Linked DNA regions of Homo sapiens: region 2 is linked to region 1. Evidence: read pairs that join two places in POLR2A ChIA-PET (ENCODE). Cell type or tissue: B cell. All regions are shown on one strand. Links, peaks and the distances in the headings refer to the core of each region. The heading gives the core; the rest is flanking DNA. Region 1 overlaps CRAMP1 (cramped chromatin regulator 1). Region 2 overlaps HAGH (hydroxyacylglutathione hydrolase).

Region 1 (11,269 bases), core at 2,279-10,278:
AACTGGACGGGCGCGAATCTGAGCATGCCCAGCACTGCCCAAAGTAGGGTGTGCAGGGGCAGCACTCTCGCCTGAGGAGCAGCTGAAGCAGGAGAGAATTCAGCCCATGATCAGGAGTGACCAACTGAGGCCCAGTGATGGCGGTGGGGTCCCTGCATCCAATCAGGCCCCAGCCAGCCTTGCTGCACCCCTCCCAGGGAGGCATCAAAAAGGCAGCGGTGGCCATGACAACATGGCAGAAGCCGCACTTCTCAGAGCAGAGGCCTGTGCCCAGTCACCGTCACCCCACAGCTTGAGGGTTCACAGTCACACCTGCCACCGGCCAGTCAGCCACACATCAAGACCCCACCAGAAGGCCACCTAGTTTTGATGAGACACACAATGCAGAAATGAAACGTGTTAGGCCAGGTGCGGTGACTCATGCCTGTAATCCCAGCACTTCAGGAGGCTGGGGCAGGTGGATCACCCGAGGTCAGGAGTTCAAGACCAGCCTGACCAACGTGGCGAAACTCGGTCTGTAATAAAAATACAAAAATTAGCCGGGTGTGGTGGCGGGCACCTGTGATCCCAGCTACTCAGGAGGCTGAAGCAGGAGAATCGCTTTAACCCAGGAGGTGGAGGCTGCATTTAGCCAAGATCGTGCCACTGCGCTCCAGCCTGAGCAACAAGAGCGAAACTCCGTTTCAAAACAAACAAACAAAAAGTCCTTTCTCTTGCCCTCGCTCTTTCTCATATACAAACTCAGATACAGAGAACCCACAGCAGAAAGCATTACATGATCAGAACAGCCAACTATTAATTATTATTACTAATTCAGGATTTCAGAATCCTCAAAAAGCATCTACCCGATAGAAAAACTCTAATGAGCAGCTTAACCCAATGGGAAGGACACGAACTGAACTGCTTGAATAAGGGTAAAGGGTGGATCATTAACAAGGAACTCCTCCTCTGCTACCTTTAATGGACAACCACATCTCCTGCTCCCAGGCACCCAGACCCTCTTGCAGAGGCTACAGTCTTGCCAAGGAGGAAGGGCCACACCACAGGAGTAATTGTTTCAGGCAAAAATCAGCAATGGTTGCTGATTCTGAAAACATTCCAGGAATCGCAGGTCCTCCAAGACCAACAAACAGCTTAAAGGCACGATTTGGGGCTTGAATCTACACAAAACCAGCCTCCTTGCTGTACTCTAGAACCCTCCAAGGGAAGAAAAGGAACACACGAATGTGTTTAAATGGCTTCATATCTACTGCAATGGGACTCATGCACACTTCTCTTTGGACAATCAGAATCAAGCCACACTGCCACGGCAGTCCGGTCCACCTGGGGTGGGCAGAACCTAACCTGCAGCCCAGGGCGGGAGCGACCCTGGCCACAGCATGCACCGTACTCAAGTCTCATGCCCACATTTACGAGTGTCTCCTTTTCTAATGCCTCTCTAAACATCTCATTCCAGAGCCTCCATTTCTTTCTTGAGCATTCTGCTTCCCAGGCTTGACAAGACTTCTCCATCACCCCAATTAATTAGCTATTAAAAGAACAAGGCTCCTGGGAGGCCAAAGTGGGCAGATTGCCTGAGCTCAGGAGTTCGAGACCAGCCCAGGCAACACGGTGAAACTCCGTCTCAACTAAAATACAAAAAATTAGCTGGGTGTGGCGGCGTGTGCCTATAGTCTCAGTTACTCAGGAGGCTGAGGCACGAGAATTGCTTGAACCAAGGAGGCGGGGGTTGCAGTGAGCCCAGATTGCACCACTGCGCTCCAGCCTGGGCAACAGAGTGAGATTCCATCTCCAAAAAAAAAAAAAGAACAAGGCTCACCGATCACGAACCTAATTCTAATACTGTATGCCAAAGAAGCAGTCTAAAGTATGAAGCGTGCACACCGATGTTCACCACAGCGTTACTTACGACAACAGAATCTGGAAGGATCTCAGTCATCCTTGACCACACAGGAATGGCCAAGCAGAGCAGTGGCTGGCCAGGGCCTCAAGGGCCACCCTGTCTGGTGCAGCTCTTCAACTATGCCACTGCAGTGGCATCAGCCGCAGACAGTACATCGACCCTGGCCATGGCTGTGCTCCAATATGATGTTTTTACAAAAGCACACAGTGAGCACACAGGCAAGGAGAATATTTACAGGCGTTAAAAAAAAATACAGAGCAAAAGAGCTATGAAACACCGTGAAAAATGCAAGCAATGTTAATTAAAAAGTATGCTCACAATAATTACAAGGATTTAGAAAACAATAATGCAGGTGAAACTGGCCAGCAGGGAGCACGGGCATTCACTGGGCGGTGGGGTCAGGGAGTGGCTTCTCTCTATTTTTAGGACTTTCCATTTTGTCCCAAGTCAGCAGCAACATCTCGTGAGGTTTCTCAGCTACACTGACCCCCGAGACAAGCACCGCCTTGTGCCTCCCCTCAAGAGGCCATCCCGCCTAAATCAGCCCACTCAGCACAAAGGGAAAGCCCTGAAACAAGAGGGCCTTCAGTCAAGAACATCTTTGAGAGACAAGGGGTGAGAATATCCAAAAGGAAATGAAGGAAACACACAAAAACACCTCCTCACAGACACCTCACCAGTACTAGCTTCTAAAATCTCAATGAGGAGATAAAACAGCCAAGGTCAGTGGGCAAGGCTAGAGCCCACATCAGCCTCCGCCACTGCGGGGGTCGCCCAGGAATCTGCGTTCTAGAATCTAACAGCAAAGAGGAAGCACGGGGAACGGAGGGCAGGGATCCGAGAGGGACGCCCAGGCTGCCTGGCCGTGCCTCCACAGCCTACTCACCTCGTACAGCCCCTCGAAGAAGGTGTTCTTGTCCTCTGTGCTCCACGACTCCCACTGCCGCCGGACCTTTTTGCCTTCTTCCTTCTCGCCACCAGAAGACCCTAAGTTCCGGGAGGAGGAGCGCGAGCCCCCTGCAGGGGCAGCAGGGGCAACCCCAGACACATTTCCAGACGATGATCCACCACCTTCAGCTCCTTGGAGAGAAAGCACCGTACAGTGATCTGTTCCAGAAAGCTGGCGGGCTGGGCAGGGTAGAGGGCCGGTGGGAGGGAAGGGCCCACTGCCCTGAGGTCCCACTCCACACTCCTCAACCGAGGATGCTGGCAGGCAGCACCCAGGACCCACGGCACCAGCGAGGCTGCTTAGGACTGCCAGGATCTTTACCTGGCCAAATGACCCTCAAATGTTTTTACAGTTAGAAAAGGAGCAAGATTTTATGTGGAACCATGTAACAGCACAATGACGCTGCAGCCTAAGACGCCCTGTCCACAATGGAGACAGAGATCCCTTCCCTCTGCAAAATGAAGCCTCACATCACATTTCATGCGTATTTCTTTTGTAAATGAGGTTTTTGGTTAAATATTCTTAACATCTTTTCAAATAAGTAGGTTGAGATTCAAACTCAAGGAAACAAACGTGTAAAACACCACCTTCTTTTAGATAAAATCAGTGCTTCAGAATATGAACTGTCCAACGCCTAAGAATCTTTAGTCTTAAAATTCCTTACCCTCAATCAATGTCCACCAAAAAAACGTAGTGTTCTGAGAATGACCTGATAACCTTGCAAATCCTATTATAGCATCAGTTCCCAATCTCATGCCAAGTCCTCTGAGACCAAGGAGGGAAAAGCCCAAGACGACCCCGAGGAGGCTTCATTCCCCAGCTGTGGACCGAGAACCCTGGCCAGGCTCCTCCGAGACCGGAGGCAGAGATGTGGCAGGAGTCAAAAGACCACAGATAAAAACTTTTCATGGCCTAACACATTCCTCCCACCCATTTCAGTTCCTCCTCGCAGAGGGAGCGGGAACTGTCAGCATATCCCTGTGATAACCAGGGTTCTCTTTTTATGGAACTGCAGGACCATAAAAAGCTGGGAAACCTTCAAACTCTGAAACAAAAATGCTTTAAAAATCAAAAACTGGCTAGGCGTGGTGGCTCACTCCTGTAATCCCAGCACTTTGGGAGGCTGAGGCGGGTGGATCACTTGAGGCCAAAAGTTCGAGACCAGCATGCGCAACATGATGAAATCCCATCTCCACTAAAAATATAAAAATTAGCCAGGCGTGGCCAGGTGCAGTGGCTCACGCCTGTCATCCCAGCACTGTGGGAGGCTGAGGTGGGCAGATCACGAGGTCAAGAGATCGAGACCAACCTGGCCAACATTGTGAAACCCCGTCTCTACTAAAAACACAAAAAATATTAGCTGGGCATGGTGGCACACGCCTGTAGTCCCAGCTACTCGGGAGGGGCTGAGGCAGGAGAATCGTTTGAACCTGGGAGGCAGTGGTTGCAGTGAGCCGAGATCGCGCCACTGCACTCCAGCCTGGCTACAGAGCAAGACTGCGTCTAAAAAAGAAAAAATTAGCCAGGTGTGGTGGTGCACGCCTGTAGTCCTAGCTACTTGGGAGACTGAGGCAGGAGAACTGAATTGCTTGAACCCAGGTAGTGGAGGTTGCAGTGAGCCGAGATCGCACCACTGCACTCCAGCCTGGATGGCAGAGCGAGACCCTGTCTCCAAAAAAAAAAAAAGCAAAAGCCAAGCAAATGTAGATTATTGTAAAAATGATTTCCTAATGAGATAATCACAGGCTTTTCCATCCAGATCTGCTTCTTCATCGACCCAGAAGGGGGCCCTGCCTGGGCAGCCACACGCAGGCTAGAGGCTCAGTGCCTCACCCGGTGGGGGGTCTGTCTCCAAATTTGGAGGTGGAGGTTGCAGTGAGCAGAGATCGTGCCATTGCACACCAGTCTGGGCAACAGAGTGAGACTCAGGCTTAAAAAAAAAAAGAACTTAAAAAAGAAAAAAAAAAAACTCAGCCTCTCAGTCACGCCAGCCCCATTTCTAGTAGTCAATGTCCACATGCGGCCATCGTTGCAGAGAGAGCTACCAGACGGTGCTGCACCTGAATGTCCAGCACTCACAGCCCAAAACACACTGGCATGGAATAAACAATGAGTTCCAAGTGTGTCCCACCCAGGCCGCTTTCCGGCTGCTCCATTCCCAGCCTGCACAGACAACAGAAACAAAACTCAGGTATGCATATGCTCTGTGCTACCAACCAGGCTAATCAAATGCCTGACATGTTATCTGGCCCTGCCCATTCCTCACCAAACCTGGACTTAATCAACCAGGTGGTTCCCCAGAACCTGGTGCTTCCGCAGATGATGGACAGGTACAGATGCCATTTGAAACTTAACTTTTCAATACAGGGCACTCTGGCTCACTAGGAGCCTGGATTCCTCACGTGGAGTCACTTCAGCAAGGACTGCCTGTCCACCTCTGCACCACCCACAACAAAGGCTTTCAGAGCCATTTTCAGGTTCCTAAGAAACACTCGCTAAACTATCATCTTCCAAGACCACAACTTGCTAACCAGCCCTGCCGTTACGTATCAGGTTTATTTTTGCTAGCCCATGTTGGCATTAGGTATATTTGAAAAAGTAACAGACATAAATTTCCTAAAATTCCATAATCCACATGTCTTGCTAAATCTTAGTGGATCACAGCACTGGTGATCCAAGACAAGGAGAGTGAAACAGTAAAGGCTAACAGAATGGAGTGTCTGAGCTGGACGGGCTCTCAGAGGTGGAGAGGAGGCAAAGGCACACAGGAGATGTGAAAAGAAGGCACAACAGTAAAGGCAGCTCTGATGAGGCTGGTGAAGCGGCACTCACTCCTCAGAGGAGCAGGCCACCTCCCAGCAGCCCAAGGCTGGGTGTGAGGGGTTCACCCTTTCCTTCTGATGTTTTAAAAATGACACATCCTCAGTAGAGGAAAGTAAAGCAAGATGAACATTCAGAAAAGAAGGCAGGCCTGAGGTTGGGAGTTCAAGACAAGCCTGGACAACATGGTGAAACCCTGTCTCTACTAAAAATACAAAAATTAACCGGGCGTGGTGGTGGGCGCCTGTAATCACAGCTACTTTGGGAGGCCGAGGCAGGCGGATCTCTTGAGGTCAGGAATTCGAGATCAGTCTGGCCAATGTGGTGAAACCCTGTCTCTACTAAATATACAAAATTAGCCCCATGTGGTGGCGTGCACCAGTAGTCCCAGCTACTCCAGATACTGAGACAGAAGAATCACTTGAAACCGGGAGGCAGAGGTTGCAGTGAGCTGAGATCTAGCCACTGCACTCCAGCCTGGGTGACAGAGTGAGAGACTGTCTCAAAAAAGAAAAAAAAAAAAAAAAAAAGTAGACTGCCGGGCGTGGTGGCACACACCTGCAGTCCCAGCTACTTGGGTGGCTGAGGTAGGAAGACTGCTTGAGTCCATGAGTTCAAGACCAGCCTGGGCCACACAGGGAGACCTTGTCTCTACAAAACAAAACAGACAGAAAACCCCAAAAAACAGACAAGAAAGCAAATCGCCCCAAGTAACCTTTTCTAATATTTGGTGCCCATTATTCTAGACTTGGAGTGCTTTTTTGGTTGCTGTTGTGTAAGGAGTCTTGCTCTGTCACCCAGGCTGGAGTGCAGTGGTGCAATCCTGGCTTACTGCAAGCTCTGCCTCCCAGGCAGTCAATTCCGGCACCCAGCCTCTCGAGTAGCTGGGATTATGGGTGCACACCACCACAATGGCTAATTTTTTTGTACTTTAGTAGAGACGGGGTTTCACCATGTTGCTCAGGCTGGTCACGAGCTCCTGAACTCAGATAATCCTCCCGCCTCAGCCTCTCAAAGTGCTAGGGTTACAGGCATGGGCCACTGCGCCCGGCCTAAACTTGGAATGCTTTTTAAAAAACAATCACAAACTTCAGAGCAGAAACTGAAGGTGGCCTCTGGTTCACCCCTAAAATTTCAGATGCAGAAGTGGCTTCACTGCTTGACCTCGGCTCACTGAGTACAGCTCAAGCGAAATGAAATAGAAAGTGGGACCAGAGACACCTGGTAGAATACGATGACAGCCTGTGTGAGGCCACCTGACTCAGCTCAGAGAAATTCAGATGAAAACAGAAGGTGATGACTGAAGGGGAAGACAGAGAAGCAACAAGAAAAATGGGAGGAGAAAGGCAAGAGACGGAAAGGTAAGATGATGTAAACAAAACTAGGTGGGCTTCTCTGGGTGCAGGACACCCAGCGAAAAGCAGAAGGCCAAAGCCAGGTCCATCTGTGACTGTTGCTGAGCCCACAGAGGCTGAGTGTGGTCTGCACAATGAGGAGAACCATCGAGAAGCCTGCAGGGAAGTGGGGTGCAGAAGCAGGATCGCCAACAGTGCACTCTTTGAAAGCAAGAACCGTGTGGAACTTCCCCACACCCAAGCCTGGTCCCAGGCCTCACACACAGCAAGTGCTCAGTGACAGCACAGGGTCCCACGGAGCCTAGATAAAGGGCCTCCCCAAGCTCCCTCTGCCCCTCGGCAGCCCCAGACAGCACACCCCAGGCTGCTGGGACCCAGGTCCTCCCAAATGGAACCCACCTTCCTGCTTAGCCCGTGTCAGCGCCACAGTTCTCCAGAGGCCACACTGCCACCTGCTTTCCCCTTCCCATCCGCACCGCCTGTTTCCCAAGCCAGCTCTCTGCCGCCCAAGTAAGACAATTTCAACAGCCTCTTCTCAGGTCTCCCAAACCCCTAGCACCTGCCACAGCCTGCTGTGCAGACGGTGCAGTGAGGGCACAGCCATGTGGCCCCAGCGCACCCTCCCAGCTGCTGGCCCCTCTACCTAGCTCCAGACAGGCCCTACCACCTATTCTTTGCAACACGTCCTCTTCCCCATCACATGTCCTGGGTTGGTCTGGAATGCCACCACCTGCACCCCTTCATATCACCTTAAGAAGAAAAAGTATCCATATCTTTCAACTGGGGAAGCTGAGGCACGGGCTGAGTAGGTCACCCACAAAGCCACACAGCTGCTCAGTGCCCAGCAGGCCTGGAAGTAACAGAACCTGTATTTAAATGGCACCTTAAAATGCATTCAAATGCCCTGCTTCTTCCTGTCCTCGCAATGGGTAGTTATCTCCATTTTAGAAATGGGGAAACTTTCAGAAATTATTAATAGCATTATGTCATGTAAAAAAAAAAATGAAATGGGGGAAACTGAGGCTTTAGAAGCCCCGAAGTCACCAGGCAGCAAGAACCACGCAACCTTCTCACTCCAAACCCAGGCGTTTCCCATGCCGTGCCGTCAGAACAGCTCTGAAAGCCAAGCAGCGCACACTGTCCTGTCACAGAGCTGGAGGATCAGGGTCGTGGTGGGGGAAACCAACCTCAAAGTCCCTCCCTCAGCCTGGGAAAGGTGAGAAGTTAAATGACTCACCGAAAGGCACGCGGCTAATAGACAGCCAGAGCTGGGCCTTTGGAAGATGTCTGTCTGGACGTGAGAGGTCAGACGCAGAAGCCCAGTGACACCCTGTCATCATCTCTAACATCAATTCACTGTCCTGGAGCACTCTTTCTGTGGTTTGGTGAACTTCCTTCAGAGGGTTAGGAATAGTAAAATCAAGAGTGACAGAACACCAACTGCGAGGGAGTCAGCGTCTGGTCTGGAGGTGAGAGGACTGCAGTGAACACACCCGTCTCCCCCATGCTTCACTCATTTCTCAGCTAGAAAGGCACTGGCGACACCCGCTCGTGGAAGGGCATCTCCAGACTTGACCGTGCCCCAACCCCAGCACCGGGAAACGTCCTCATGGCCTACGTCTGCAGCATAAGACAGCAGGGACCCTTCCCAGGAGGCCAAGGATGGCGCAGAAACTGCAGAGGTCCAACGCGTCCACCTCCAAGTCTCCTGAGGCATTCCGTGCCTCTCCTAACACAAGACATCGCATCAGATGCTGGTGCCAGCAGCTCTGGTCTTGGAGCCAGAGTTGTGGGTGAGGGCTTGGTGGATACCATCTCCAAGGTCACATGGGGGGACCCTTCAAGCAAGCCAAGCCGCAGGCAAGGTGTCATCTCGGATGAGTTCTGAGCCTCCCCTACCCAGCTCCATCGTCATGCACACGCAGTGGTGTCGCTCCATCCTATACGACAGGCAGTCGGTGAGCAAACCGGGACCCCTCCTGACCTCGCATTGTCCCATCAATCTAAAGATCTGGTCCACACTCCAGGCGTGCCTGCAAGAGCCCTGGTCAGGGTCGCCAGACTCTGAGATGTCCTCTTCCAGGTTCTGAAGCTGACCTAAAACCTAATGGTCTCCACGACACCCTCTGGGAGTCACTCATACTGTCCCCTTCTCTGCCGGGACTCCCACCCTCAGTGCCTGCAAGGCTCAGCGTCCTCCTGCATGCTCTGACCAGCGCTGTCTCTCTTGAAGATTCTCCCTTTCCCCTCCTACAAATATTTGAGAGAAATACAACTAGAACTCCACTGTTTGTATAAAAGCGTATGCCCTCTTCATGAAATACCAGCAGATTTTCTAATTGTATCCTGTAGGTATTGCAAGATATCCCAACTAAACTACAAACTCCTGGAAATGTCTCCTTTTTTCAGTGTTTCTAACGTGGTTCTTTAGTGTTAAAAACGCTGTTGTGCCGGGCGCAGTGGCTCACGCCTGAAATCCTAGCACTTTGGGAGGCCGAGGCAGGCGGATCACCTGAGCTCAGGAGTTCGAGACCAGCCTGGGCCATACGGTAAAACCCCATCTCTACTAAAATAAAAAAAATTAGTCGGGTGTAGCAGCATGCGCCTGTAGTCCCAGCTCCTCAGGAGGCTGAGACAGGAGAATTGCTTGAACCTGTGAGGCGGAGATTGCAGTGAGTTGAGATCGCAGCACTGCACTCAAGCCCAGGCGACAGAATGAGACTCCGTCTCAAAAACAAAACAAAAACAAAAAACAAAACCCCGCTGTTGTTACTTATGTGACAAAGAGCTTCTACACACCACTTTATACAACGATGTTAATTTTCACATTTCTGACTTTGCAATCATGAATCATCTCCCTGTTATATCCTTACATAAGCCACAATAAGATACAAAAATGAAAATCGAAAAGTCTACCTCATTAGACAACTTCACAACAACAGACACCACAGAAACTAGTTTTAATACCAAAAGTATACAGGTATTTGAAAAGCAGCTCAGCCTTCAAACCAATGTTCAAATTTTGCCTTACCTACTTTATCTTTTTTGGTTTTGTTTTGTTTTTGAAACAGGGTCTTGTTGTGTCACCCAGGCTGGAGTGCAATGTCCACAGCTCACTGCAGCCTCCAACCAGCAGCCTCAGGTGATCCTCCCACCTCAGCCTCCTGAGTAGCTAGGACTACAGGTACAATCTCTTATGAGACATCTTTTTGAAACATCTAGAAACTACAAACAGTCCACAGATTATACAAAATATAAAGAGTAAATTGTGCACAGTCGTTTACCGATTCCTACACACAAACGACTGTCACTTCAGACTACATTACCCTATTCTGGAGATGGTGCATTTCCCCATCCTTGATGGAACTGAAGTTCTTCGGGGTGAGAGGGGGACCAAAATAAGCAGAGGCTCTCTGTCCCCACCCCCAGTGTTCTCTCATCCCATCTGCCCCAGCAGAGCACCAGCATTCCCGGACTTCTACTCACCCCACAGGTAGGCTCCCCACCCCGCCAGCCTGTGCAGCCTCCTCCTGCAGTCCTGTAATCTTGAAGCTGCATGCATTTTTCATGGCAGAAACACCAGGTGCCTGTAAAACACCTTGTGACTTAAGGCAGGTGTTTATTTTTATATTTATTTATTTATTTAGAGACTAAGTCTCACCCTTGTTGCCCAGGCTGGAGTGCAATGGCGCAATCTTGGCTCACTGCAACCTCCGCCTCCCGGGTTCAAGCGATTCTGAGGCAGGTGTTTATTTTATCCAAAAGATGGACTAGTTTGCCCAGGGCTAGCTGGATCATGAACTGGCCAAATAGGGAAAGGTATCAGGACTCTGTCTCCTGACTTATGTCTTTCAGATGGTTTCTGCGGCTCTAAGCCGAAATCTCCAGTGCGTCCCAGGGTCACGTGGGTGGTGTATTAGAGCTGCAGGAATGTCTGTTTTGGGATTTCTGGTCTGCAGCTTACCTTGAGTTTAGGTTGAGCATGTGACTTAAACAATCTACTTCAGGTTCTGCACTCATTTAAAAGCAAAATTACAGACATGCAAGATGCCTGGCAAACAGGCACTAAATCCCAGCTACCATCGCTTTATCAATGCAAGAAGATTTAAATTTGAAACTGAACTAGAAAAAAAAGCATTTTTCATTGAAGTCAATAAGAGTGTCTTCTTCAGAGAAAGAAAACACACTTGCATGCAGAAAAGCCAAACAAGCAGACTTTCCTTTTCTCCACAAGTCCTTTCT
Region 2 (10,992 bases), core at 2,936-10,935, 190 kb before region 1:
TCCTGGGGACCCTGGTGGTGGCCTCTGTGTGGCTGCCTGGCACATCACAGCTTGCTGCAGCTCCCTGCCTCTCCCGGCCTCGCCGCAGACGTCTCTTTCTAACACTGTGGTGCTTTTTAGTTCCCCGGCCCCTCTAACATTCATGCCGACACGTGAAGTCCTAAGCCAGGCCATAGCTTCAGCGGGGTGGGGTTTGCTCACCGATGGTGGGTGGTGATGGGCAGACCAAGGCCTGTGGTGCCGCGCCCTCCTGAAGGGTGGGAGGGGCAGAGGGCAGCGGCCACCACTCCACCCTGTTATCTTGGGGCCCAGTGGTGCCAAGGCAGGCGGTTTCTGGTGTGGTTGCTGGAGTCTTCATGGGAGGCACACGAAGGAGTCTGTGATATCATGTGAGACCCGGGAAGGGCCCCTTCAACCGCCCCTTTCTGAACTGCGGGTCAGGCAGGCTCCCCTGGGGAAACCTGGGCGCGTAGGAGGCACCTCCACCTGCTGGAGCTGGCCCAGGCTGGCCTCCCCTGCAGACAGGCCGCGTCTAGGGCCAGCTGCTCATCCCAGACGCACCCAGGTGATTCCCATGCTGAACAGTTTGATCTCCTGCCAGAGTGTCGGGCCACAAACTGGGCAGCACATCAGGATCACCTGGGGGCCTTCAAAAATCAAAAATCCACCCCCAGGCCATGCCCTGGACCCACTGCACCAGGACAAGAAATCCACCCCAGGCCTCTCCCCAGACCCACTGCACCAGGACAAGAAATCCACCCCCAGGCCACGCCCCAGACCCACTGCCCTAGGATGTGGGGGTGGGAACCAGGTGGTGCTTTGTAAAGACGTGCAGGTGGTAACCCCAGGCCCCCACGCTCGGAACCCTGGCCACAGGATCATCCAGGTGTCTGTGATTTGCTTCCTCGGTTTCCTTTGTGAGTGGAAAATAAGTGTTGCGTTTGACTAGGGTTTAAGAGCAGCAGGCAGCCCCTCAGCTCAGCAGGCAGCCCCCTCAGCTCAGCAGGCAGCCCCCTCAGCTCAGCAGGCAGCCCAGGTCTCCTGTTTGACTTCTAGGGACCATGCTGGCGGGAATGAGAAACTGGTCAAGCTGGAGTCGGGACTGAAGGTGTACGGGGGTGACGACCGTATCGGGGCCCTGACTCACAAGATCACTCACCTGTCCACACTGCAGGTAAGGAGTGAGCCCTGGAGGTGCTCCAGCGTGGCCCTGTCAGGAGCGTGGGGGAGGGGGGTCCCTCCCCGCATTCTCTCTGCTCCCTTACCCCAGTGACCCGGGAGTGCTCTCAGTGGTCCTCTGTGGCAGCGTGGATGGTCTTCTCTGTCTAGGCACAAGGAGAGGAGTGTGCAAAACGCGGCTGTGTGCGGGGCTGTGAAGCAGGGCTCTGAGACCCTGGGGAGCGGGCCATGTGGGCAGGGTCTTGGTGCCAGAGCACAGCACACAGGTGGGAGGGCCCTGCGAGGGTGTCTTCAGCCTTTTTGAGGGTGTGAACATTTTTGAAGTAAAGAATTGGGGCAGATGGGGACAGGAAAACAAAAGGCCATGTGTGGGAAGGAAAGCCGTCTTTCCTAGCCAGACGGCGAGCGTGGATTTGGCCCAGTTTTGAAGGAGGAAACAAGCCCCTTGGTTTTTTACACGCTCTTGTTCCAGGGTGGCCCTGCACTTGGGGCGCACCCATGGAGTGAGCGAGTCCCCCAGTCCCGTGGTGGGGAGCACCTGCCCCACCTTCACGGGCATTTCCCTCAGAGCTGAGGAGGCCCAGTAGGGCCCAGGCGGCGCGCCGTGACCCCGGGAGATGGCTCTCCAGGGTGTCTGGGAGCACACGCGGTCGCCTGCTTTGTTGAAGGTGGGGTCTCTGAACGTCAAGTGCCTGGCGACCCCGTGCCACACTTCAGGACACATTTGTTACTTCGTGAGCAAGCCCGGAGGCTCGGAGCCCCCTGCCGTGTTCACAGGTGCGTGTTCGAGTGTGGGTGGGGGCGGGGGTTCTTCGTGAAGACCCTGTGTCTCCTGCCAGGCAGGCTCACGGGGCAGCTTCGTGGCCTTCTCTGTTGCACCGGTGTGAGGGGGCCCAGGGGTGGGTGCTGGGGAGCCTCATGGTGGGGCTGGCCGATTCCTCCCATGATGGGTTTGGATCGTGGTCTGGAAGGAAGTTACGCTTGCAGCAAGGGCTGTGCTGGCGGAGACTGCTGGACAGCTGGGGTCCGGGCGGGTCCCACGGGAAAGGAGTCAGTTTCTTCCAGCAGGGCGAGGGGTGGCTCAGCCCTGGGGCTGTGTTCCTTGATGCCGTAGTGTGGACTCAGGGACCTGTGCTAGTCTGGGGGCCCTGCCTGCCTCCCAGGGTGGTTGCAGACCTGTGGAGCCACCTGTGGAGGTCATATGGCCGGGGGACGGCCTCACTGTAGGCCGGGCCCTTCATGGCTGCGGCCTTCTAAGGCGGTGCGGAGGCTGCTGGTGGTGGGGGCTGCCTCCCGTGCTTGTTACTGTGGCCTTGTCCCGACTGGCCTCACAGTGCGGGGTTTCACCCGGTGACTCGATGTGGGCCTTGTACGGCTGGGAGGCCTCCTGGTGGGAGGTGGCAGCCCCAGCCTTGAACCCAGGTGGGAGTGACCCAGGGCCACACTCGGACCCCTGGGTGGAGTCAAACCAGGGGTGCAGGGAGAAGGTGTGGCCAGGGAGCCCCAGAGGAGGGCGGAGGGCATGGCGGGAGGGACGGGCGCCTCGCTGTGAGGGATAAGGTGCCTTCAGGCTGCAGTGCGCAGGGCTGGGGGATGAGCCTGGGTGGTGCCGGTGTGGGAGGGATGGAGTTGGGGACCTCAGATTTAGGATTCTTCTCAGGGCAGCGAGCACGGAGTCCCTGGGTCTCACCTGTGCCTCCTGGGCTGTGTGCCTGGCGCAAGGACAGCCCTGTGGAGCAGAAGCCCCAGGCCCCAAGTTCGCCTCTGTCTGCCCTTCCCTATCTCTGGGGACTCCATGGCCTCCTGCTGGTCCTCAGACTCGAGGTCTAGGGCCCTTCAGGGGAACAGGCTCCCCACCGTCCATTCCCATCTCTCGTGCCCAGAAGGACTCCTGGCCTTGGCCTGTGCCCAGCACCGCTGCATGCTTCTCTGCCCCAGGTGGTGAGAAGTGGGGCGGCCTCCACTGTGCTGGGTGCTGGGCACCCTCCTCTCAGGGGACTGCCCTGTTTCTGGGGCAGACGGCCACGTGAGGTCAGCGAGGCCAGGACAGCCGCGAAGCAGCAAGAGGAGGGCAAGCGGGGACAGAGGCCTGGGCAGTGATGGGGTGGGGATGCCGTCCTGAGGCCGAGGCCGGAAGGAGCCTGGGTGCGCCTGAGGTGCCCAGCGGTGTGGGCCGCATCTTCCGCCATGGGTGAGAGGTGGTCCCGCTCAGCTCAGCCAGGGTGGTGAGACCTTGGTCACAGGGTGGCGCTGGCTGCTGGGGCCAAGGGAAGATGGGAGCCAGGCATGGGCCTGAGAGGGGCTGCTGCGTGTTTGGGGAGAGGGCTGGATTTGTGAGGGTCTCAGAGCCACAGTTGGTGGGATTGGGGGCAGTGAGGGAGGAGTGACTTGGGTTTCGGGTCTGCTCGGCCAGTTGGGTGGTTGGACTGTCAGCTGAGACTTGGAAGGAGATGTGGGAGCCGGAATGCAGGGGGGCTGAGTCTGGGCAGCCGTGGCCGGAGGGCAGCCAGGGTTCGGGGCCTGGGCCTTGCCGGTGAGTGTCACCCTGCTCCTGGCCCCCTCCTGAGTCCTAGCCACCAGCCTCAAGTGGCCCCCACCTCGTGGCTGTCCTTGTTTCCAGGTGACACCTTGTTTGTGGCTGGCTGCGGGAAGTTCTATGAAGGGACTGCGGATGAGATGTGTAAAGCTCTGCTGGAGGTCTTGGGCCGGCTCCCCCCGGACACAGTAGGCAGCGCCTCCCTGCGGGCCGGGGTGTGGGGGGCCTTAACCAGGGCGGGGCTGCTCTCCCTCCTGGCACCCTCTCACCGGACACCCCCCGGGGGCATCCAGGTCCCGTCCCTGAGGACTTTCACAGGTGGTAACAGCCTTCCGAGCTCACCTGTCACCTCTCTCCTCAGAGAGTCTACTGTGGCCACGAGTACACCATCAACAACCTCAAGTTTGCACGCCACGTGGAGCCCGGCAATGCCGCCATCCGGGAGAAGCTGGCCTGGGCCAAGGTGAGTGGGGCCGTCACTGCGCAGTGCCTTCCTGTGGGCTGCTCAGGGCCGCTGTGCACAGCGGGGTCGCCAGAGTGGGTAGACACTCACACTCTGAGCCCAGAGAGCAGGCCTGGGATTCAGGCCAGTGTGGCCCAGCTCGCCCTGCACGGCAAACCCAGGGGTTCTATGGAGATCCCTCTGCCTCGGAGGGTCTGGAGTAGGCCTCAGACGCTGCGTGTGTAAAAAGCGCCCAGCCTGTTCCCACATTCTGAGCAGTAGGGTCAGGCTGGCAGCACGTGGCTCTGCTGGCTCTCCAGGCCACAGAACGTGGCTCTGTGTCCAAAGGACTCTTATCTCCACGGTGGCCCCACGTGAGCCTCCATGGCGTAGCCCAGGCCAGCTGGGCCAAAGTCTGCCAGGAGCAGGACGGGGTTCTCCAGGGGTGTGTTTCCCCGAATTCACTGGAAACGGTGTCACAAGCACGCACGCCTGGGTGGTCTCAGGCGTGGGCTCCCTCTGCTGAGTGGAGTGAGAGTCGCTGCCTCTGACAGGGTTGTTTTAAATAAATCACCCGGTTTTTTGAGCATCTTTTTCAATTTCTTAGAGTAGAGGTTAACATTATTTTACAGTATTTACTCATGCAAATTCCAACTCTAAATCAGATGAATCATAAATACTCATCTTTTTTTTTTTTTTAATTTTTTTTTGAGACGGAGTCTCCCTCTGTCGCCCAGGCTGGAGTACAGTGGCGTAATCTCGGCTCACTGCAACCAGCACCTCCCGGGTTCAAGAAATTCTCCCTGCTGGCCGGGCGTGGTGGCTCACGCTTGTAATCCCAACTACTCAGGAGGCTGAGGCAGGAGAATCGCTTGAACCCAGGAGGCAGAGGTTGCAGTGAGCCAAGATCGCTCCACTGCGCTCCAGCCTGGTGACAGAGCGAGACTCCGTCTCAAAAAAAAAAAAAAAAAAAAAAAAAAATTCTCCCTGCCTCAGCCTCTTGAGTAGCTGGGATTACAGGCGCCAGCCAACACGCCCAGCTAATTTTTCTACTTTTAGTAGAGATAGGGTTTTGCCATGTTGGCCAGGCTCGTCTTGAACTCCTGACTTCAGGTAATCCGCCTGCCTTGGCCTCCCAAAGTGCTGAGATTACAGGCGTGAGCCACGTCACCTGGCCCGTGTGTCTGTCTTGAGTGGACAGATTGCAGTTTGAGGAATGTTGATGATGTTTGCACTTGTGTAATCCCCTCCACAGTCCAGATGTGGAACTTACCACTACCCCAAAGGCTCCTGTGTCCCTCCCATGTGGCGTCCCCGCCAGCTGTTGCTCTGCTGTGACCTCAGGTCACTTTCTAGTTTCCCATGAACAGAATCTCATTGCTCCGTCATCTCTGTGGCATTCTCGGCCCCGCTGATGTTGGTGAGGGTCAGCCACGCTCTTTGCTTCTGAGTAGCCCATTGTGTGGAAATGCTACAATTTGTTTATGCATTTGTCTGTTTCCAGTTTTTTGCTATTTGAATAAAGCTGCTATGGACATTTGTGTACAAGTCTTTTGTGAACATGTTTTTATTGCTCTTGGATACTACCTAAGAGTGGAATTGCTGTGTTGTGTGGTTAAAGGTGTGAACCGTTTTCCAAAAATGGTTGTACTGTTCTACAGTCCCCCACCAATGCTTGAGTTCCGGGGCCTCCATGCTGTGCCAGCACTGCTTGGTGTTGTCGGTCTCTCCAATTTTTGCCATTCTAACTTGCCTGTGGTGGCGTCTCACTGCCTTTAAAATGTGGATTTCCCCATGTGACCATCTTTTCATGTGTGTCGGCCTTTGGATGCCTTCTCATGAAGTTTATGTTCAATCTTTTGTCCATTTTAAATATTGGGTTTGGCCTGTTGGGCTGCTCTTGTAAGAGTTCCTTATATCATCTGGAAACAAGTCTTTGTGAGATATATATATATATGTGTGTGTGTGTGTGTGTGTGTGTGTATATACATATATATATTTATTTGTTTGTTTTTTGAGACAAAGTCTTGCTCTGTCGCCCAGGCTGGAGTGCAGTGGTGTGATCTCATCTCACTGCAAGCTCTGCCTCCCGGGTTCAAGCCATTCTCCTGCCTCAGCCTCCCAAGTAGCTGGGACTACAGGTGCCCGTCACCACGCCCAGCTAATTTTTTGTATTTTTAGTAGAGATGGGTTTCACCGTGTTATCCAGGAAGGTCTCGATCTCCTGACCTCGTGATCCACCCGCCTCGGCCTCCCAAAGTGCTGGGATTACAGGCGTGACCCACCACGCCCAGCTGAGATATATATTTAAAAGATGTTTTTCTCTCCCAGCTCATGGCTTGCCTTTTCATTTTCTTAACATTGTCTTTTGGAAAATAGTTTATAGTTTTGGTGAAGTTCCATTTACTTATTTTTTGTTTGTTTCTTTTTTTTTTTTTTGAGACGGAGTTTCACTCTTGTTGCCCAGGCTGGAGTGCAGCGGCGCGATCTCAGCTCACCGCAACATCCACCTCCTGGGTTTAAGCGATTCTCCTGCCTCAGCCTCCCGAGTAGCTGGGATTACAGGCATGCACCACCACACCCGGTTAATTTTGTATTTTTAGTAGAGATGGGGTTTCTCCATGTTGATCAGGCTGGACTCGAACTCCTGACCTCAGGTGATCTGCCCACCTTGGGCTCCAAAAGTGCTGGGATTACAGATGTGAGCCACTGCGCCCGGCCTACTCAATTTTTCTTTTATGTTTCTTGTGCCCTTTCTAAGATATCTTTGCATACCCTTAGCTCACAAAGACTTTCTCCTGTGTTTCTTCCTAGAAGTTTTAAAGTCTTAGCTTTTATATTTACAAACAATTTACAGTGTTCCCTTTCAAGATGGTGTTTGTGTGTGGTGCGAGGTGAGGGTAGAGGTTCACCCTCTCGCAGTGTGATCCCGAGGTGTTCAGGGCTGTCTGTCGAAGGACTGTCCTTTCCTCCCTGGATTGCCTTGGCACCTTTCTGAAAAGAATGGGCCCTCTATGCCCGAGTCTGCTTCTGGTCTCTGCTCTGTTTCGTTGGTCTCTATGACTTGCCACGGTGTCCGAGGACAGCACCTTGATGACTGTAACTCTGTGCTGAGTCTTGGCACTGGTATGTGTGAATCCTCCAGTGTTCTTTTTCAAAATGGTTTTAGTTGTTTTAAGCCTTTTACATTTCCGTTTTCAGAATCATCTCGTGAACTTCTATCAGAAAAGCTAGCCTGGCTGCTGATTGGGACTGTTGTGATAACTGATGTGGCGAGAATTGCGATCTTAACATTGAGTGTTTCTGTGAGCTTTCCATCTATGAATGTCTTTAGCTTTTCTCAGCAGTGTTTTGAAATTTGCGTGTTCAAGGTCTTGCACGTGTTACTAAATGGATCCCTAAGCACTTCTGGTCATGATTATTTGTTGATACTAGTTATAAATACAGTGGATGCGTATTAACTTCCTGGGTGTCTTAGTCTGTGTGGTGTTGCTATAAAGGAATACTTGAGGCCGGGTGACTTATAAAAGGAGGTTTATGTGGCTCATGGTTATGCAGGCTATATAAGCAGCATGGCCTGGGCGTCTGCACCTGGTGAGGCCTCAGGCTGCTTCTGCTCATGGCAGAAGGCGAAAGGAGCTGGTGGGTGTGAAGCATGTGGCCAGAGGAAGGAGAGAGTGGGGGAGGCAAAAGTTTCTTTTAAACAACCAGATCCTGTGGGAACTAACAGCAAAAACTCGCACTTGGAGCAGGGCACCAAGCCGTTCACAAAGGATTCCCCCCATGATCCAAACACCTCCATTAATTGGGGATCAGATTTGAGCATGCGTTTGGAGGGATGGACATCCCAGCCGCAGCCCCGTGTGAACACCCAGGAGAAGGGAGTGGCCGGGCTGGACGGGAGGTGTGTTTGACTTTTAAAGAAACTGCCAAACTCCCCTTCCCCGGTGCTTGTGGTGTTTGCTTTCCTGCTGGGAAGGCGTGGGCACACCAGCTGGTCCGTGTCTTTCGGCACACCACACGGTGGAGCCAGCCCACGCGGTGGAGCCAGCCGTTTGAAAGGAGGTGCTGGAGCCCAGTCCCTGGTGAGAGGCCGCCTCCTGCAGGGCGCCTCCCATTCTGCGGCCTCTGGTTTTCTTAGCAGTATCTTTTGAGCCAACATTTTTAATTTTAATGAAGTCCAATAGATTCTTTTATGCTTCATTCTTTTTTGTCTCCCATCTAAGAAATCTTTGTTTATCCCAAGGTCAAAAAATTTTCTCCTGTATTTTATTTTTGGAATTTGTATAGTTTTAAAACTTAGTATGAACTCCCACCCCCCAAATGTCTGCTGGATCTGTAATGATATTCCTGCTTTCATTCCTGATTTTGACAATTTGTGTGTTTTTTTTTTGTTTTTTTTTTTTTTTGAGACAGCGTTTCGCTCTTGCCGCCCAGGCTGGAGTGCAATGGCGCGATCTCGGCTCACCGCAACCCCTGCCTCCCGGGTTCAAGCGATTCTCATGCCTCAGCCTCCCAAGTAGCTGGGACTACAGGCATGTGCCACCATGCCTGGGTAATTTTTATATTTTTAGTAGAGATGGGGTTTTACCATGTTGGCCAGGCTGATCTCAAACTCCTGACTTCGTGATCTGCCCGCCTCAGCCTCCCAAAGTGCTGGGATTACAGGCGTGAGCCACTGTGCCTGGCCTGTCATTCTTTTTTTTTTTTTTTTTGGTTGGGGAGAGACAGCGTCTTGCTCTGCTGCCCAGGCTGGAGTGCAGTGGCACAATCTCGGCTCACTGCAACCTCCGCCTCCTGGGTTCAGGCGATTCTGCTGCCTCAGTCTCCCGTACCTGGGACTACAGGCCTGTGCCATCATGCTTGGTTAATTTTTGTATTTTTGGTAGAGAGGGGGTTTACACGATGTTGCCTAGGCTGGTCTTGAACTTCTGGGCTCAAGTGATCCTCCTGCCTTGGCCTCCCAAAGTGCTGGGATTACAGGCATGTGCCAACCACACCCGGCCTCATTCTTTTTGATAGGTGTAAAATATACTATTGCGTGGGTGTCACCCATAAATCATTTTACCAATCCCCATAGGAGGGACGTTGAGAGTTTTCAACTCCTTTTGCACCCTGGAGTCCAGAACCCACACGAGGTGGAGCTCTTCTGAGCTGTGCTGCAAGGACTGACCTTATTTTTTTATTTTTATTTTTTTGAGGCAGAGTCTCACTCTGTCACCCAAGCTGGAGTGCAGTGGTGCGATCTCGGCTCACTACTGCAGCCTCCGCCTCCCGGGTTCAAGCGATTCTCCTGCCTCAGCCTCCCAAGTAGCTGGAATTACAGACATGTGCCACCACGTCTGGCTAATTTTTGTATTTTTAGTAGAGACGGGGTTTCACCATGTTGGCCAGGCCGGTCTCAAACTCCTGACCTCAGGTGATCCACCTGCCTCAGCCTCCCCCAGTGCTGGGATTACAGGTGTGAGCAACCGCGCCCGGCCTGTTGTTCTTTCTTTGGGAGACAGTGTCTTGCTCTGCTGCCCAGGCTGGAGTGCAGTGGCATGGTCTTGGCTCGCTGCAGCCTCCACCTCCTGGGTTCAAGTGATTCTCCTGCCTCAGCTTCTCCAGTAGCTGGGATTACAGGCACCCGCCACCACACCCGGCTGATTTTTTCTATTTTAGTAGAGATGGGGTTTCACCGTGTTGCCCAGGCTGGTCTCGAACTCCTGAGTTCAGGCAATCCACCCACCTCGGCCTCCCAAAGTGTTAGGATTACAGGCGTGAGCCACTGCGCTCGGCTGACTGACCTTATTTTTGTCTTTAAATGCTTCGTACTTTGTAGGAAAAATAGCTAGAACATTAAAACTCGTTTTAATAGGTAACCTAAAAGCTTATGACAATTTGTACTTCCTCTGTTTTAAAGGTCTCCTTAGAAGTGTTAACTTTGCTTCCCTCGTAGGAGGCAGAGGGAGATTTCTTAGGATTGAGAATGTTGGTGGGAACACAGGGAATATTTTAAAACATTCTCAGATTCTTTTCGCCAGAAGGGAAGAACAGATTAGTGAGAAACCATCTTGGCATCTACCAGACCCCCGCTTGGTGCAGCTCTACCAGCTGAAGAGTCACTCACCGACACCACTGCCCATAGCGGGTGGGGAACCTCGGGGGTGAGGCGCGGTGGTCTTGAGCCTGTGCGTGGGCACCAGCAGCTTCTGTCAGAGCTCTGCCCTGAGGCCCTCCTGGTGCGGCTGCGGTAGAAGGGCCGGGGCTGTGTGGAGACCCCGCTGTTGCCGCCCTGTGTTTTCCTGCTAACTGTTGGCCCCGTGGCTGGGTTTGCATTCTCCTCCCCCCGCCCCCACCCCATCTGCCCTGGTCAGTGCTGGTCGGAAGGGAGACCATCTCCATCTCGAGAGGAGGTGACCAGCTGCCTGCCTGCAGGGGCTTGGGTGGCCTCCCCTGCTGCTGGTCCCTGTGCCCCTCCTCCCCGTGCTTGCTGTGAGGCTGCAGCTGTGGCGGTTTCTTTTCTGTGTCTCCTGCATTGCTGTTACCTCCATAATGTGAAATGTAAACCATGTGAATGAAAAGGAAGCTCCGTCCCTGTCGTCCTCTCCAGGCCGGTGCGGGAAGGCGGATGTGTGGCTCATCCCGGACGCTGGCTTCTCTTCCCTCTTCCACACGCGCACACCCGCCGGGCTCTGCTCACCTTGCCTTCTCAGCCTTGTCAGTCGGGCAGTGTCCTAAGGTTACCAGGAGGTGTTCTGAAGCATTTTTTGAGACGTGATGTCGCTGTCACCCAGGCTGGAGGGCAGTAGCACAGTCTTGGCTCACTGTAGCCTCGACCTGTGCTCAAGCG

What was found. Peaks named below come from ENCODE experiments on the same cell type or tissue, not always from the same donor. Only the 100,000 strongest peaks of a DNase experiment are listed, where the experiment ranks them.
Region 2: POLR2A ChIA-PET joins it to region 1 with 5 read pairs; 2 of 35 experiments call an interaction of 5 or more read pairs at or near these places.

Annotation. Positions count from the first base shown.
Region 1 is chr16:1,617,687-1,628,955 of GRCh38, reverse strand. CRAMP1 (cramped chromatin regulator 1) reads right to left here. Exons shown (of 21, transcript NM_020825.4): 3 at 2,790-2,983. Among named protein-coding and RNA genes, the nearest start is that of CRAMP1, 11 kb to the right of the region's middle. RefSeq lists enhancers at 5,994-6,143, 6,859-7,028, 8,455-8,534. In B cell, for the core only: no CTCF peak of the experiment used is centred there; a DNase peak (open chromatin) is centred at 6,885; H3K27ac peaks cover 1,051 bases.
Region 2 is chr16:1,810,079-1,821,070 of GRCh38, reverse strand. It overlaps HAGH (hydroxyacylglutathione hydrolase), which reads left to right. Exons shown (of 9, transcript NM_005326.6): 4 at 1,057-1,174; 5 at 1,848-1,956; 6 at 3,800-3,903; 7 at 4,077-4,178. Among named protein-coding and RNA genes, the nearest start is that of HAGH, 11 kb to the left of the region's middle. In B cell, for the core only: no CTCF peak of the experiment used is centred there; a DNase peak (open chromatin) is centred at 8,223.